Regions from separate parts of the Homo sapiens genome. Here region 2 is linked to region 1. The links are chromatin contacts, found by Hi-C or POLR2A ChIA-PET in ENCODE. All regions are on one chromosome and are shown on one strand. The core of a region is the stretch at or near the end of the contact, and the rest is flanking DNA. Distances in the headings are between cores, read along the strand shown. Region 1 holds the start of ZNF266 (zinc finger protein 266). Region 2 holds the start of PPAN-P2RY11 (PPAN-P2RY11 readthrough).

What was found. Hi-C counts contacts between places; a loop is a spot of excess contacts on that map. ChIA-PET counts read pairs that join two places held with the same protein, here RNA polymerase II (POLR2A). Pooled maps may share reads with other maps.
Region 2: a loop to region 1 is called in a pooled map, with 14 times the contacts of the local background. The contact joins the promoter of PPAN-P2RY11 here to the promoter of ZNF266 in region 1. A Hi-C loop is called at or near these places in 1 of 168 maps with a recorded cell type or tissue (CD14-positive monocyte) and 6 of 50 pooled maps. POLR2A ChIA-PET finds 5 or more read pairs at or near these places in 1 of 52 experiments (activated T-cell).

What each region holds. Positions count from the first base shown.
Region 1 is chr19:9,432,038-9,439,036 of GRCh38, forward strand. It overlaps ZNF266 (zinc finger protein 266), which reads right to left and starts at 3,536. Exons shown (of 11, transcript NM_001370374.1): 1 at 3,247-3,536; 2 at 3,071-3,156; 3 at 2,761-2,822; 4 at 2,038-2,198; 5 at 1,631-1,749. It overlaps LOC105372269 (a long non-coding RNA gene), which reads left to right and starts at 3,604. Exons shown (of 3, transcript XR_007067133.1): 1 at 3,604-3,735. RefSeq lists an enhancer at 3,327-3,456.
Region 2 is chr19:10,102,677-10,109,675 of GRCh38, forward strand. It overlaps PPAN-P2RY11 (PPAN-P2RY11 readthrough), which reads left to right and starts at 3,686. Exons shown (of 13, transcript NM_001198690.2): 1 at 3,686-3,736; 2 at 3,825-3,995; 3 at 4,829-4,930; 4 at 5,128-5,178; 5 at 5,288-5,458; 6 at 6,955-6,999. The coding sequence starts at 3,719. PPAN (peter pan homolog) reads left to right here and starts at 3,686. Exons shown (of 12, transcript NM_020230.7): 1 at 3,686-3,736; 2 at 3,825-3,995; 3 at 4,829-4,930; 4 at 5,128-5,178; 5 at 5,288-5,458; 6 at 6,955-6,999. The coding sequence starts at 3,719. ANGPTL6 (angiopoietin like 6) reads right to left here and starts at 2. Exons shown (of 6, transcript NM_031917.3): 1 at 1-2. It overlaps SNORD105 (small nucleolar RNA, C/D box 105), which reads left to right and starts at 4,975; the gene lies at 4,975-5,059. RefSeq lists enhancers at 12-61, 132-181, 3,323-3,966, 3,563-3,612, 5,255-5,898 and 1 more and a silencer at 3,833-3,882.

The DNA of each region.
Region 1 (6,999 bases), core at 2,286-4,785:
CTTCACCTCCCTGGTTCAAGTGATTCTCCTGCCTCAGTCTCTCAAGTGGCTGGGATTACAGGCACCCACCACCATGCCCGGCTAATTTTTGTATTTTTTTTAATAGAGTCAGGGTTTCACCATGTTGGCCAGGCTGGCCTTCAACTCCTGACCTGAAGTGATCCACCCACCTTGGCCTCCCAAAGTGTTGGGATTACAGGCGTGAGCCACTGCACCTGGCTTACTTTTATCTTGATACACATAGTGTATACATTACTGTTGCTGTAGGGCATGTATGTGTATAAACCTAGTATGTACTGCCAACAGTTTTTGAAATTGGTTTGCCAATACACTCTCCAAAAAGCAGTATATGCACATCCTCAGCAACTTTATATCAGAATCCCCATCAATGATTTCACTACATGCGGCTAGTTCACTGGAACCCCTAAGTGCCAAACAGAGAAAATGTATAGAATTTAAGTCTTCACTTAAAGTCATCAGCAGGTTCTTGGAAACTGAGACTTTAAGCGAAATGACATACAACAAAGCGAATTTTTTCACATGCTAATTAATATAAGCGAGTTAAGCTCCTACAGCATATTTCTGGTCACAAAAACATCACTAAACTTCTAAATAAAGACCCCAAACACTTCTAATATTAAATATTGAAATAAATGTGAAATATATATACATTTAAGAAAGACTAATAAAAATAGGCTATTTATCCAATTTTTGATGAATTGGTATGTGATGGCAGTTAACAGTGGTGGGTTAAAACAAATAAATGCTTCCAAAGCAAAAACTCTAAGGACCACCTCCTACCACCAAGAAGCTCAAAAACAATAACAAATGGGGCCAGCTTGCTAAGTGGTACCATTTACTGTTGTACAGTTGTATCATTATCAAATGTTTTAGGAATTTTTATTTTACAATAGTTTGTATTCATTCATTCATTCTCCAATCCACCTATTCCAGTTCCAGAATGAAAATGGCCAGAGCCCATCCTAACAGCTCAGGGCACACACACACATAGTGGGACAATTTAGACACACCAATTAAGCTAACATGTGCATCTTTGGCATGTGGGAAGAAACCAGAGTACCCAGAGAAAACCCATGCAGACATGGGAAGAACGTGCAGAATCTACAGAGTGGCCCTACTGGAATTTGATTTTTTTTCCGTCATCGATGTTATAATTAACAGACATTATTCTAAGATCTGTTGTATTTCCAGGCCATGTGGCCCCTTCACAGCTTTTTGGCAGCCCACATTGGCAGGTGAGTTTTCTGGTCATTTACTTACATGGATTGTATCAAGCCAACCCCCTAGGTGTATGAGTGTCTATAAGGAGTCACGCAGAGTGCTTACTCTGGACATTCCTTCAGGGAAACGAAGGACTAATTTAGGTAGGAGAAGGAACCCAAAAGTGAATTGAAAAAAACAACGAGAGAAGTTTTGTCTGTTTATGAATATACATATTTCCTAAGACTAATAATTAACATCAGTGAATTTTCATGGAGAGCTTATTTTTCAGTGATCAAGCACTGATTCTCATTAATCCCTTGAATTAATTTCTTATTCATGTAATTAAAACACATTCATGCTTCTCCTATTTTCCCTTGATTTACATCATTTGTCAGATATCACTTACTTTGGCCAGGCACAGTGGCTTATACCTGTAATCCCAGCATTTTGGGAGGCCGAGGTGGGTGGATCACTTGAGGTCAGGAGTCTGAGACCAGACTGGCCAACATGCTGAAACCATCTCTACTAAAAAAAAAAAAAATACAAAAATACAAAAATTAGCCAGGCATGGTGGCGCACACTTGTAATCCCAGCTACTAGGGTGGCTGAGGCAGGAGGATGGCTTGAAAACCCAAGAGGTGGAGGTTACAGTGTTTCAGTGAGCCGAGATCCTGCCACTGCACTGGAGCCTGGCAACAGCGAAACTCTGTCTCCCAAAAGATATCACTTACTATTTCCTGTCATACATTTAAGATTAAATTATCCCACCACATTGTTTCCCCAACCAAAGAAAGAATACTGACTCTGTCAAACCTGGGAGTAATCTTTGATGCACTCCTCTCTCTCACCATAGAAGTGGAGTCAGCCAATTCACAGAATGCTTTGCCCAGCTCTTATTTCCTTCCCCTTCAGTATGGCTAAATCATACCATATTTTTGGTCTCAGCTTGCATATCACTCTTTTCTTAGCATTGCCTATTCCAAAGAAAAATAGAGAAAATAATTCTGTCCTCTACTTTACTTACAGACCTTCATCAATTTGTAATACACTTATTTGCTTGGTTACATGACAGCCTCCTCCACTAGTTTACAACCTCCCTAAGAACAGCCCTAGGCTGAATTTTTTTACTATGCCTTAATTAACCATTCAGACACTCATCCATTTACAGGATACACCAATAAATGAAGGATACATTTAAACACGGCACAGAATACAATCAGAACTACCAAAATGTATAACTTTCTGAAAGAACGAGTGACTGCGCAAAAAGACAATATAACGGATAAACAGTGTCTGCTAGTTTTAAAGAGACTAAAAGACATGAAACTTGGATACGTAATAGATCCCAAAACAATCAAAACCATATATTGGAACAAAGTGGAGAACTGTACCTTTTTACACAGGGTACATATTAACAACATTTTAAATTTTCTGGGGTAATAGTATTATGGTTTTAAAAGGACATGTCTTTATCCACAGGACACGTATTACCAAGCATTTAAACCTTAAGTGTCACGCCTGCAATGTTCAACTTACTTCAAAGCCTCCATTCCTTCTTCCTAAAAGCCCGTTTTGAAGCTCTGTGGGGAGGTACAGGCCTAGGAAGTTCAGATAAAAAGAATAGCTGAGTATTCTTGCTTTTCTTCAGTAGAAAGACTTCTGGTCTACAAACGTTTATATTCACATAGAGAAATAACCACACCCCAGATACCTAAAAAATAGCTTTATGTTTCTACCTGAATGTAGAGTGTCAAAAGTAAATACAGGATGCGCAAAGAGAAAAACAAATTCTCAGATAAAACAGGAGGAAGAAGCCCCCGAAACCAACTTTCACCCCAGTACTCACCGCGACGAGCTGGACTCGCCAGGTACGGGAGATTGGGGGGATGAAGGACCAGTCAACCTGATTCGAACGACGAAAACTCGTTGTTTCTGGAAAAAAAAAAGTCACAAAGAATTGCTTTGGAAGAGTTTGAAGCGGCAATCACCGTGTTTGCAAAAATCGTGAGGAAGCGCCCTTACGACAGATCCCGAAACGGCTCCTGGCCCAGGGCCGTCGCAGTGACAACTCGAGTGGCTTTTTGAACCTGGCGGCGCCAGGAGGACCCGCGCGGCCCCGGCGGACGCGAGCGGAGCAGGCAAGGTCTCTCTAAGGAGGCCCCTCGGCGGCCTGGGGCAAACCGGTACTTTCGCCACCCCTTCCACCGCTGGCTCCCACCCGTCATCCGACCTCGCCAAAGCTGTATTAAGCCCAAACGCCACCAGGAAGAAAACGGGTTTGGCGGCGCGGAGAAAGCGCCGGAAAACACAGCAGCGCTCCGTGACGTCACTTCCGCCTCCAGCCTCAAACCTGGAGGAGCGCTCGGGAACTGCAACCTCAGCCGAGCTGAACAACCTCAGGCAGAGAGATTCTGGTTTACTCCCCAGTGGCTACGGAGACGCCTTGGAGGCCTTGGAGTCTGCTCACCTTGAGGGATGGAGGCCAAAAGGGGCCCAGAGCACAAGGCTGAGGTTAGAACCAGCCCTGCGGACGGGGCTAACCTAGGGTGGGGTCGGTGGTGTTGGCAAAGTTAGAGGTGGGGGCTCCCCCACAGGATGTGCACAATGCTCACAAAAAGCTTTTATTCTCACCTCCTCCCACGTTCCTAGCACCCTCAAAATGATGCTTCCTTTGATAATCCTGCCAGTCCATGATATGGCCTATCTCCTCCATTCATTCAATCTAGTTTTAGTTTTTTATTTTGTTTTTGTTTGAGACAGGGTCTCACTGTGTAGTCCAGGCTGGCGTGCTGTGGGGCGAAACTCATGGGCTCACGCCATCATCCCGCCTCAGCCTCCCGAGTAGCTGGGTCTACAGGCGCAGGCCACCATGCCCGGCTAATTTTTTTTCCCCCAGAGTTGAGGTATGTTACCCAGGCTGATCTCAAACTCCTGGGCTCCAACAATCATCCCGCCTCAGCCTCCCAAAAGGCTGGGATTACAGGCGTGCACCACGGCGCCGGGCCCAATTCAACTTGAGGCCAATATTTCCCCTTATTTCATTTATCTGGACGCCATGCTAAATTCTAATAGTTGATTCCTTTGTGTATTCAATATGCTGATACTTTTTGTAAATGTTGATTTTTTTTTCTTTGACTAATATATTGTTTTCTGAGATCTTACAGTGAGTTCCAGGGCCTCGTTGTAAAATACCGCGTTGTAAAATAGCACTGATATCAGGCATTCACTTCTGCAGGAGTGATTCTAGTTTCTCCAGAAATCGTTTTTGCTGTGCTTTGTAGTGGGTGGCCTTTATGGAGTTAATAAAGTTATTTTGAACACTGTTTTACTAACATGAAGAACTGTTCATGTACATTATCAAATATTTTGTGAATCTACTGAACTGGTAACTATTTTGCAGTTAATTTTTCAACTCAAAAAGATTTTCTTTTTTAAGTTTCCTCTCTTGCATTAAGAAGTCTTCATAAACTCTAGATTACATATAGATTTCCTAATTTTCTTCTGCAGCATATTACTTTAAAAACATTGAAATCTTTCATACTCATGGAATGTGTTTCAGTATGTGGTGTGGGATAGTGGATACAATATCTCTTTCCTCCAGAAACACGGCCAATTATTGTAGTACCACATATTGATAAACTGTCCTTGATTTACTGATTTCAAATTCCATGTTTATTAAACTATAAATTCCTATGTATACCTGTATCTGATTCTAGACTCTATGCCAGTAATACATTTACTTATGCCAATATCAAGATCATAATCTTTTCATTCCAGTGGTTTTGTATCAACTAATAATATTCCGTGGTAATAATAATAATAATGGTAGCTTTTTTGTTTGTTTGTTTTTGAGACAGTCTTGCTCTGTCACCCAGGCTGGAATACAGTGGTACGATCTCGGCTCACTGCAACCTCCACCTCCTGAGTTCTAGGGATTCTCCTTTCTCAGTCTCCTGAGTAGCTGGGATTATAGGCACGCGCCACCACGCTCAGCTAATTTTTGTATTTTTTTTTTTTTTTTTTTTTAGTAGAGATGGGGTTTCGCCATGTTGGCCAGGGTGGTCTCAAACTCCTAACCTCAGGTGATCTGCCCACCTCAGCCTCTGAAAGTGCTGGTGTGAGCCACCGCACCTGGCGGTAGCTGTTTTTTAAATCTTACTACCCTAAATGCTTAATAGACATTAAATTTTTACGCTCCCAATGATGTGGCTATTATTGTGATTTTTCCCTTTTGGTTTTTAGACCAGCTGTATTGAGATACAATTCACATATAACCAACACAGTTCACCCACTTAAAGCTATATAATTCAATATTTTTTAGTACATTCGCAGTGTTGTTCAAACATAATTTTGGAACATTTTAATCACACTAAAAGAAATCTTTGAATGGGAAAACCCATTTACCTCCTCTTTAAGCTCCAGGGAACCACAAACCTACTTTATCACTACAGATTTTTCTTTTGTAGACATTTCATATGGATATACTCATACAATTTATTTTTATTTTTGTATAGACAGGGTCTCACTATGTTGCAAGGCTGATCTCGAACTCCTGGGCTTAAGTAGTCCTGCCTCGGCCTCCAAAAGTGCTGGGATTATAGGCGTGAGCCACCATGCCCGGCCTAAAAATCATACAATCTTTTGTGAATAACTTTTTTCACTTAGCCCGTTTTTCAAGGTTCATCTGTATTATAGCCTAGATCATTCTATTTTATTGCTGAATGATATTCCATTCTATGTATATACCATATATGATTTGTCTTCAGTTGATGGACATATGGTTTGTTTCCACTTTGGGGGTGTTGTGATTAATGCTGCTATGAAAATTCACATATATCTTTTTGTGCATACTGGCTTTTATTTTTTGAGAAATCACAGCTCACTGCAGCCTCTACCTCCTAGGCTCAAGCGATCCTCCCACCTCAGCCTCCTGAGCAACTAGGACCACAGGCATAAGCCACCACACCCAGCTAATTTTTGTATTTTTTTGTAGAGACAGGGTTTTGCCCAGGCTGGTCTCAAACTCCTAAGCTCAAGCAACCTGCCCGCCTCGGCCTCCACAAAGGCATAAGCCACCACGCTCAGCTGGTTTTTATTTCTCTAGAGTATATATCTGGGAATGGAATTGCTGAGCCATACAGTAACTATCTAAGAATTTGAAGAACTGCCACACTGTTTTTGAAAGGGGCTGTACTGTTTTACATTCCCACCAGAAATGTATGAGGGCTCCAACTTCTCTACGTCCCTGCTAACACTTTAGTGTTTTTCATGTTAACTGTGTTAGTGGTGTGAGGTGATACCTCATGATTTTGACTTGTATTTCCCTAACACTAGTGATGTTCAGCATCATTTAATGTGCTTTGTTAGCCATTTGTATGCTTCTTTGGAGAAATTTCTGTTCAATTCCTTTGCCCCTTTTAAAATTTGTTTTCTGGCTGGGCACGGTGGCTTGTAATCCCAGCAATTTGGGAGGCTGAGACAGACAGATCACTTGAGGCCAGGAGTTCAAGACCAGCCTGGCCAACATCGTAAAAGATAAAAAATCAGCCAGGCGTGATAGCACACACCTGTAATCCCAGCTACTCGGGAGGCTGAGGCAGGAGAATCGCTTGAACCCGGGAGGAAGAGGTTGCAGTCAGCCAAGATTATGCCACCGCACTCCAGCCTGGGTGATAAAGTGAGACTCTGTTTCGAAAAAAAAAAAAAAAAAGGTCCGGGTGCAGTGGCTCACGCCTGTAATCCCAGCACTTTGGGAGGCCAAGGCAGGCAGATCAC
Region 2 (6,999 bases), core at 2,436-4,935, 670 kb after region 1:
GTGGGACAGAAGGAGAGAGGAGGCTTGGTAACCACTCCCCAGCCCCCAGAGCCTGGGAGTGGAGCTGGGATGCTGGGCCCAGGAGCCCAAACTATAAATATTTAGCATTTCCCGAATGAGAAATGAGACAGAATTGCCAGACCCCCCTGCCCAGGCCACCAGAGCCTGATAACACAGGTCAGTGTCCTGGACATCCCTCCCTTTCCCCCACACCCTCCACTGCAGAGCCCAGAGCGTGGGAGGCTGCAGGCCCTGGGGCAGCCAGGCGTGATCCCAGCCCCAGACACGCACACACCACACATAGAAAGAGGAACATCACTGGGGACTTACCGTGTGTAGGGCTTGGCTCTAAACTCTCCACACCTTTTACGTATTTGATCCTTACAACCTGAGCTGGATTCTGTATGTACCCTCATTTTACAGCAGGGAAAACTGAGGCTCAGAGAGGGTAAGCAACTTGCCTGCGGTCACACAGCCAAAAAGAGACCAGGATGGGAGCCAGCCAAGGTAGCTTGACTCAGAAACTCACACATGTACACCACAGCTGTCACACACATATGGGCACATAACAGAGTGGACACAAACACACACACACACATTTGCACGCACGCACACATTAACACCCAGCGAAAGTCTGGGTGCAGTGGCTCATGCCTGAAAGCCAGCACTTTGGGAGGCCGGGGCAGGTGGATTACCTGAGGTCAGGAGTTCGAAACCATCCTTGCCAACATGCTAAAACCCCGTCTCTACTAACAATACAAAAATTAGCTGGGCATGGTGGCATGCGCCAGTAATCCCAGCTACGCGGGAGGCTGAGGCAGGAGAATTGCTTGAAGCCAGGAGGTGGAGGTTGCAGTAAGCCGAGATCGAGCAACCGCATGCACTCCAGCCTGGGCGACAAGACTGAAATTCCATCTCAAAAATAAATAAATAAATAAATAAATAAATAATAAATAAATAATAATAAAGTGAGGAATTAATTAATTAAAATAAAAAATAAATATAAAAGACACAGCTGTAAATTTTTAAATTGTGATAGAAACAATATATTCTTAAAGTGAAAACCCTACCTCAGTTACATGTGATTTATGTTTTTTGGATTAATCTGGATTTTATAATTAGAAATAAAAATGTAAGGCTGGGCGCGGTGGCTCACGCCTGTAATCCCAGCACTTTGGGAGGCCAAGGTGGGCAGATCACGAGGTCAGCAATTCGAGACCAGCCTGGCCAAGATGGTGAAACCCCGTCTCTACTAAAAATACAAAAATTTGCCGGGTGTGGTGGCCCATGCCTGTAATCCCAGCTACTCAGGAGGCTGAGGCAGGAGAATCGCTTGAACCCGGGGGGCGGAGGTTGCAGTGAGCCACTGCACTCCAGCCTGGGCGACAGAGTAAGACTCTGTCTCAAAAAAAAAAAAAAAAAAAAGAAAAGAAATAAAAATGTAAGATTTTGAGTCCACATAATTATTTGTTGAAAATAATACAAGTCAGTATAATAGAGAAGCATTCATATATTCAACACTGTGAGACAAAACACCAGAGACCTTGGATTTGATAATTGATCTGATATCCTGGACAGTATTCATATGTACAGTGATAGCTATCTTTCTTTGGTGTTTTTTTTGTTTTGTTTGTGTGTGTGGTGTGTGTGTGTGTGTGTGTGTGTGTGTGTAGTTTTATGGTTCTGAGTTGGTGGCCAGTAAGTTCCATGTAGTGTTGGCACTTATTTAATTAACTATTCATGATTTTGTTAATAGCTTGTTATAGAATTCAGGCATATATTTTTCAGCATAAGAAGCCAAGCACACCAGCTTGTCATTGGAGAGAATATATTAAGTGAGAAAAACATTCAGGAATCAGAGCTTTAACATGTTAAAGTTAGTGCTAAACATTGTCATATTGGATCTGAACCTATCCTAATATATAACCATAAAGCTTGACTTCTGCATTGGAACTATGCTTTCATAAATAAAGGATATCTCATTGATTAAAAAAAATTTTTAAAAAGACACAGCTGGAAACATAACAGTTTCAGGCAACAACTGTATGTTCCAAATATGGTCACACACACATCACAACTTAAAGGGAAATGGGGTGGGCTGAGTGGGTCTTTATCTGTGTGTCAGGCTTGTCCACATCCTGGTTCTTGTGATCACACAGTAGTGCACAGATACAAAACAGGTACACACAGTTGACACCCGGAAACCTATCCACCGCACCACAGAGGTCACCGTCTGTCTCCCACACACTCGGTCACATTTTCACACAAGTCAAATCACACGAGGACGGAACTGGGGGAAGTAACCATGCAGTCATTTCCCAGGGGTACAAAGAAACTCACATAGAGCCCCACAGAGCCCAGGCCCAGGGTCTGAGACCTGTCCAAAGGCCCCACCGACGACCAGCCACACGCCGGGAGAGTCACCTCCTTCCCCTGGTCTGCACCATCCTGAGCTCCCGAGTAACTCGAGTGGACTCCAGGGTTGAAAAAGGAAATGGTCGTCCCAGATCTGAGAGAGGCTGCCAGGCTGGGCTCTGGGCCTGGGTTGGGGCCCCCACACTGGGCCCCTCGGCCCCCCACCCTCAGCCCCCTCTGGCTTCCCCATTGGCAGTAGAGAGGGAGGGAACTTCATAAGTCACAGAGAGGGGCTGAAGAATACAGAGAGTCAGACAGATGGAGATGGGAGAGGCATAGGGAGATGGGAGAGACATAGGGAGATGGCAGAGAAAGGGAGAGACGGGGAGATGGGGAGAGACAGAGAGAGATGGGAAGATGGGGAGAGACCACAGGGAGGCAGATGAGAAGAAAGAAACAGGGATGGGGCCAGACACAGAGAAAGGAAACTTCTTTAGTTTCCATCTTCAGTTATAAATGATGAAAGAGACAACTGATGACAGAGACAAAGTTACAAGAGGGAGAAAGAGACAGGGGGAAGACGAGGGGGAGGGGAGACACATCTGGGGGAGAGGAGGAAGAATTGGGGTGCCAGAGAGAGCAAGGAGGGAGAGGAGGCCGATGGGGGAGGAGAGAGTAATGTTCAGCCCAGTGAGGGGGTGTCCCTTTCCCCCACTGCAAGGTTTTGGGGAAGAAGCCAGAGGCCTGAGGCCAAGACTGAGGCTTTGAGCGGAAAGAAGGAGGGGGCGAGTTATTCACGAAACGCCCGCCTTGCCCTGAGTTTCCAGAAGGTGATGTGGAGTTTCCATCCCTCAGCCTGTCTGCAGACAGGGGTACCCGGGGAGGACAGCTGGCCCAGAGGAGTTGCGAGACTAAAGTGAATGATTGCCACAGTCATTCCCTCCGGTGGCTTCTCCCCAAGTACTTGGCGCCAGAGCGCCCAACATTGTGCATACATGGTCGCTCCTAATTCGTGGGCCCGGGGGACATTATCAGCCTTACTTTGGGATATTTTAGGAGCCTCGGAATGCAGAAAGTGGTTTTAGCCCAGCTGGAGGAAATGGGCCGAAGCGGGATTCGAACCGGCGGATTCGTTTCTCTGCAGCCCGGAGCCGCGTAGCCCCGCCCCGGTCTCCCTAGAAACAGGCACCCGTGTCTCCATAGCAACCGCTCCATCTGATTGCCCCTCCCCGCTCCCAGAGGCCACCTAGTGCGCAGGCCCGCCTGATGTCGTCCCACGCCGTGCCGGCTCTCAGGCGCCGGAAGTGAGCTGCGCAGCGCCGGAAGCGGCGGACGCAGGAGGCCTCGTGGAGGACACAGCAGCATGGGACAGTCAGGGAGGGTAAGGCCCGGCAGCTTGGGAGGCAGGTGGCGCAGGTGGGGTCCCGGCCGAGGTCGCGGCGCTGACCCTTTGTCTCTCGTCGCCGCAGTCCCGGCACCAGAAGCGCGCCCGCGCCCAGGCGCAGCTCCGCAACCTCGAGGCCTATGCCGCGAACCCGCACTCGTTCGTGTTCACGCGAGGCTGCACGGGTCGCAACATCCGGCAGCTCAGCCTGGACGTGCGGCGGGTCATGGAGCCGCTCACTGCCAGCCGTCTGCAGGTTTGTACCCCACCCCCAGCCCGCCTCCACCCACCCTCGGCCTAGTCTTCGTAGCTGCAGTAATGGCTCCCGCTGTAAAACTGTGGGAGGACTTAAGTCTCCCCAGCTGGAAAAAAAGACCCTCATGGGGAGCATCATTTCTGCCTTTCAGGGCTTTTGCTGGGCTGGAGTGAGGGCGCGCAGCTTGGGAGATAGATAGTCGCCTAAGCCTGACAGTTAAGACTGGAATCTGGAGCCGGGCGTGGTGGCTCATGCCTGTATTCCCAGCATTTGGGGATGCTGATGCGGGAGGATCACTTGAGCCCAGGAATTCGAGACCAGCCTGAGCAGCATGGTGAAACCCCGTCTTTACAAAAAATAGAAAAATTAGTCGGATATGGTGTTGCGTGCCTGTAGTCCCGGCTACTCGGGAGGCTGAGGTGGGAGGATTCCTTGAGCCCAGGAAATTAAGGCTGTAGTGAATCGGGATCGTGCCACTTCACTCCAGTCTGGGCGACCGGAGGAGACCGTGTTAGAAAAAAAAAGACTAGAATCTGGAGGCAGCAAAGCAGGGTTGGAAACTGACTTCTCCCCAGTATCTGATGCAAGTTACTTAACCTCTCTGGGCCTGAGTTCGCTCATTTGTCAATGGGAAGATGCGCTGTGAGCAAGAGACAGAGTTAGAACTCAAATCTGCGTCCGACTGACTCTAAAGGCTAAGATCCTTTTGCTCCTCTGGGCTTGTTGAAAGGGTCAGATGCAAGACAGACCATAACAGGATCTGCACCGTCAGCTTATAGTTGTCACAACAAGGGATAAGCTATGTTTTCTTTTTTTCTTTTTGTCATTTCCAGGTTCGTAAGAAGAACTCGCTGAAGGACTGCGTGGCAGTGGCTGGGCCCCTCGGGGTCACACACTTTCTGATCCTGAGCAAAACAGAGACCAATGTCTACTTTGTGAGTAGACGCCCTCACCCTTCATCTCCCCCAGACCCCCCCTTCCCCTATCTCTCATGATGAACACATATGCCTCTGAGCTGCTGTGATTTCTGGCTTCAAAGTAAACGCTCTGAAGAAGAGATGGGGCAAAGGTGCCTACTCCGGGCACCTCTGCTAGACCCCTCCAGAGTCACTGATCTTTTCTTCTCCTGCAGAAGCTGATGCGCCTCCCAGGAGGCCCCACCTTGACCTTCCAGGTCAAGAAGGTGAGAGGGGTGGAGGTGGTACAAAGCCATGTGGGGTGGGAGCTGGACTTGGGGTTGTCCGCAGCCATGTGTGGTTGGTGGTCACCCCCTCCTCTCTCCTGTCCTACAGTACTCGCTGGTGCGTGATGTGGTCTCCTCACTGCGCCGGCACCGCATGCACGAGCAGCAGTTTGCCCACCCACCCCTCCTGGTACTCAACAGCTTTGGCCCCCATGGTATGCATGTGAAGCTCATGGCCACCATGTTCCAGAACCTGTTCCCCTCCATCAACGTGCACAAGGTGGGTCTGGCCTGGCGAGGTGGCAGGTATGGGGGGGTGCAGCGGATAGAGGTGCCACAGGCCCTCAGATGGATTGCTCACTCCTCCCAGCGCTGAGACTGGGAGCTCCTGGGTCTGCTGAGTCCTGAGGTCAAATCCCACTCCTGTGTCTGATGATGCTGGGCAAAAGTGTCCAGAGATTCCCCCAGCGGTCCACACCCCGTGAGCTGCACCTTTTCCAGCCGGTGGAAAGAAATACTGATGGAGCTCTGTTTCCCACGTGTGTTGAGTGCTGGGCTGAGCAGGATCGTAGCATCTCTTCTTAGGGCCCTGTTTTACAGAGGGAAGCTGCGGGCCCAGTGCTATGGCTTCGGCCTGTAATCCCAGTACTTTGGGAGGGCGAGGTGGGAGGATCGCTTGAAGCCAAGACTTTGAGATCAGCCTGTGCAACATAGCGAGACCCCATGTCTACAAAAAGTAGATTTTTAAAAAGCCCGGTGTGGCGGTGCATGCCTGTAGTACCAGCTACTGGGGAGGCTGAGGTGGGAGGATCACCTGAGCCCAGGAGGTCAAGGCTGCAGTGAGTTGTGTTCACGCCACTCTACTCCATCCTGGGTGACAAAGCGAGACACTGTCTCAAAAAAAAAAAAAAAAGCAAATCTGAGGCTGGCAGAGATGCTAAGTTTAGATTCCAGGGGGCAGGACTGGATTTTTAATTTCATCTGGCTCCTGAGTCCTAGCTCCTAATCCTTGTCACTAGTGACTCTCAGATGGGACTTATAAATTATATATAAGATATCAGTCATCAGGGAGGCTAATACGGCTCTGGGACCAGAATTTCTTGTTTACCTTTTTTTTTTTTTTTTGAGACGGAGTCTTGCTCTGTCTCCCAGGCTGGAGTGCGGTGGCACAATCTCATCTCATTGCAAGCTCCGCCTCCCAGGTTCACGCCATTCTCCTGCCTCAGCCTCCCGAGTAGCTGGGACTACAGGTGCCCGCCACCACACCCCGGCTAATTTTTTGTATTTTTAGTAGAGACAGGATTTCACCGTGTTAGCCAGGGTGGTCTTGATCTGACCTCGTGAGCTGCCCGCCTCGGCCTCCCAAAGTGCTGGGATTACAGGCGTGAGCCACCGTGCCCGGCCTTCTTTACTTTTTTTTTAAGAGACGGGGTCTCCGTACGTTGGTCTTGAACTCCTGGGCACAAGCAATCCTGCAGCCTCCGCTTCCCGAGTAGCTGAGACTACAGGCGTGCACCACCACATCCAACTCATTTTTCCATCTACTTTTTGTAGACATGGAGACTCGCCGTGTTGCCCAGGCTGGTTTTGAACTCCTGGGCTCAGGCAGTCCCACCACTTCAGCCTCTGGAGTAGCTAAAACTGCAGGTGCGAGCTGGAAGCAGCATTTCTAGCCAGTGCCACAGTCCACGAACAGTGTGTGTATCCCCCAAAGCCCCCACTTCCCCAAACTTTGCCATGAGTCTACTGGACTATGCTCTCTTCCTCCCCTTCCAGGTGAACCTGAACACCATCAAGCGCTGCCTCCTCATCGACTACAAC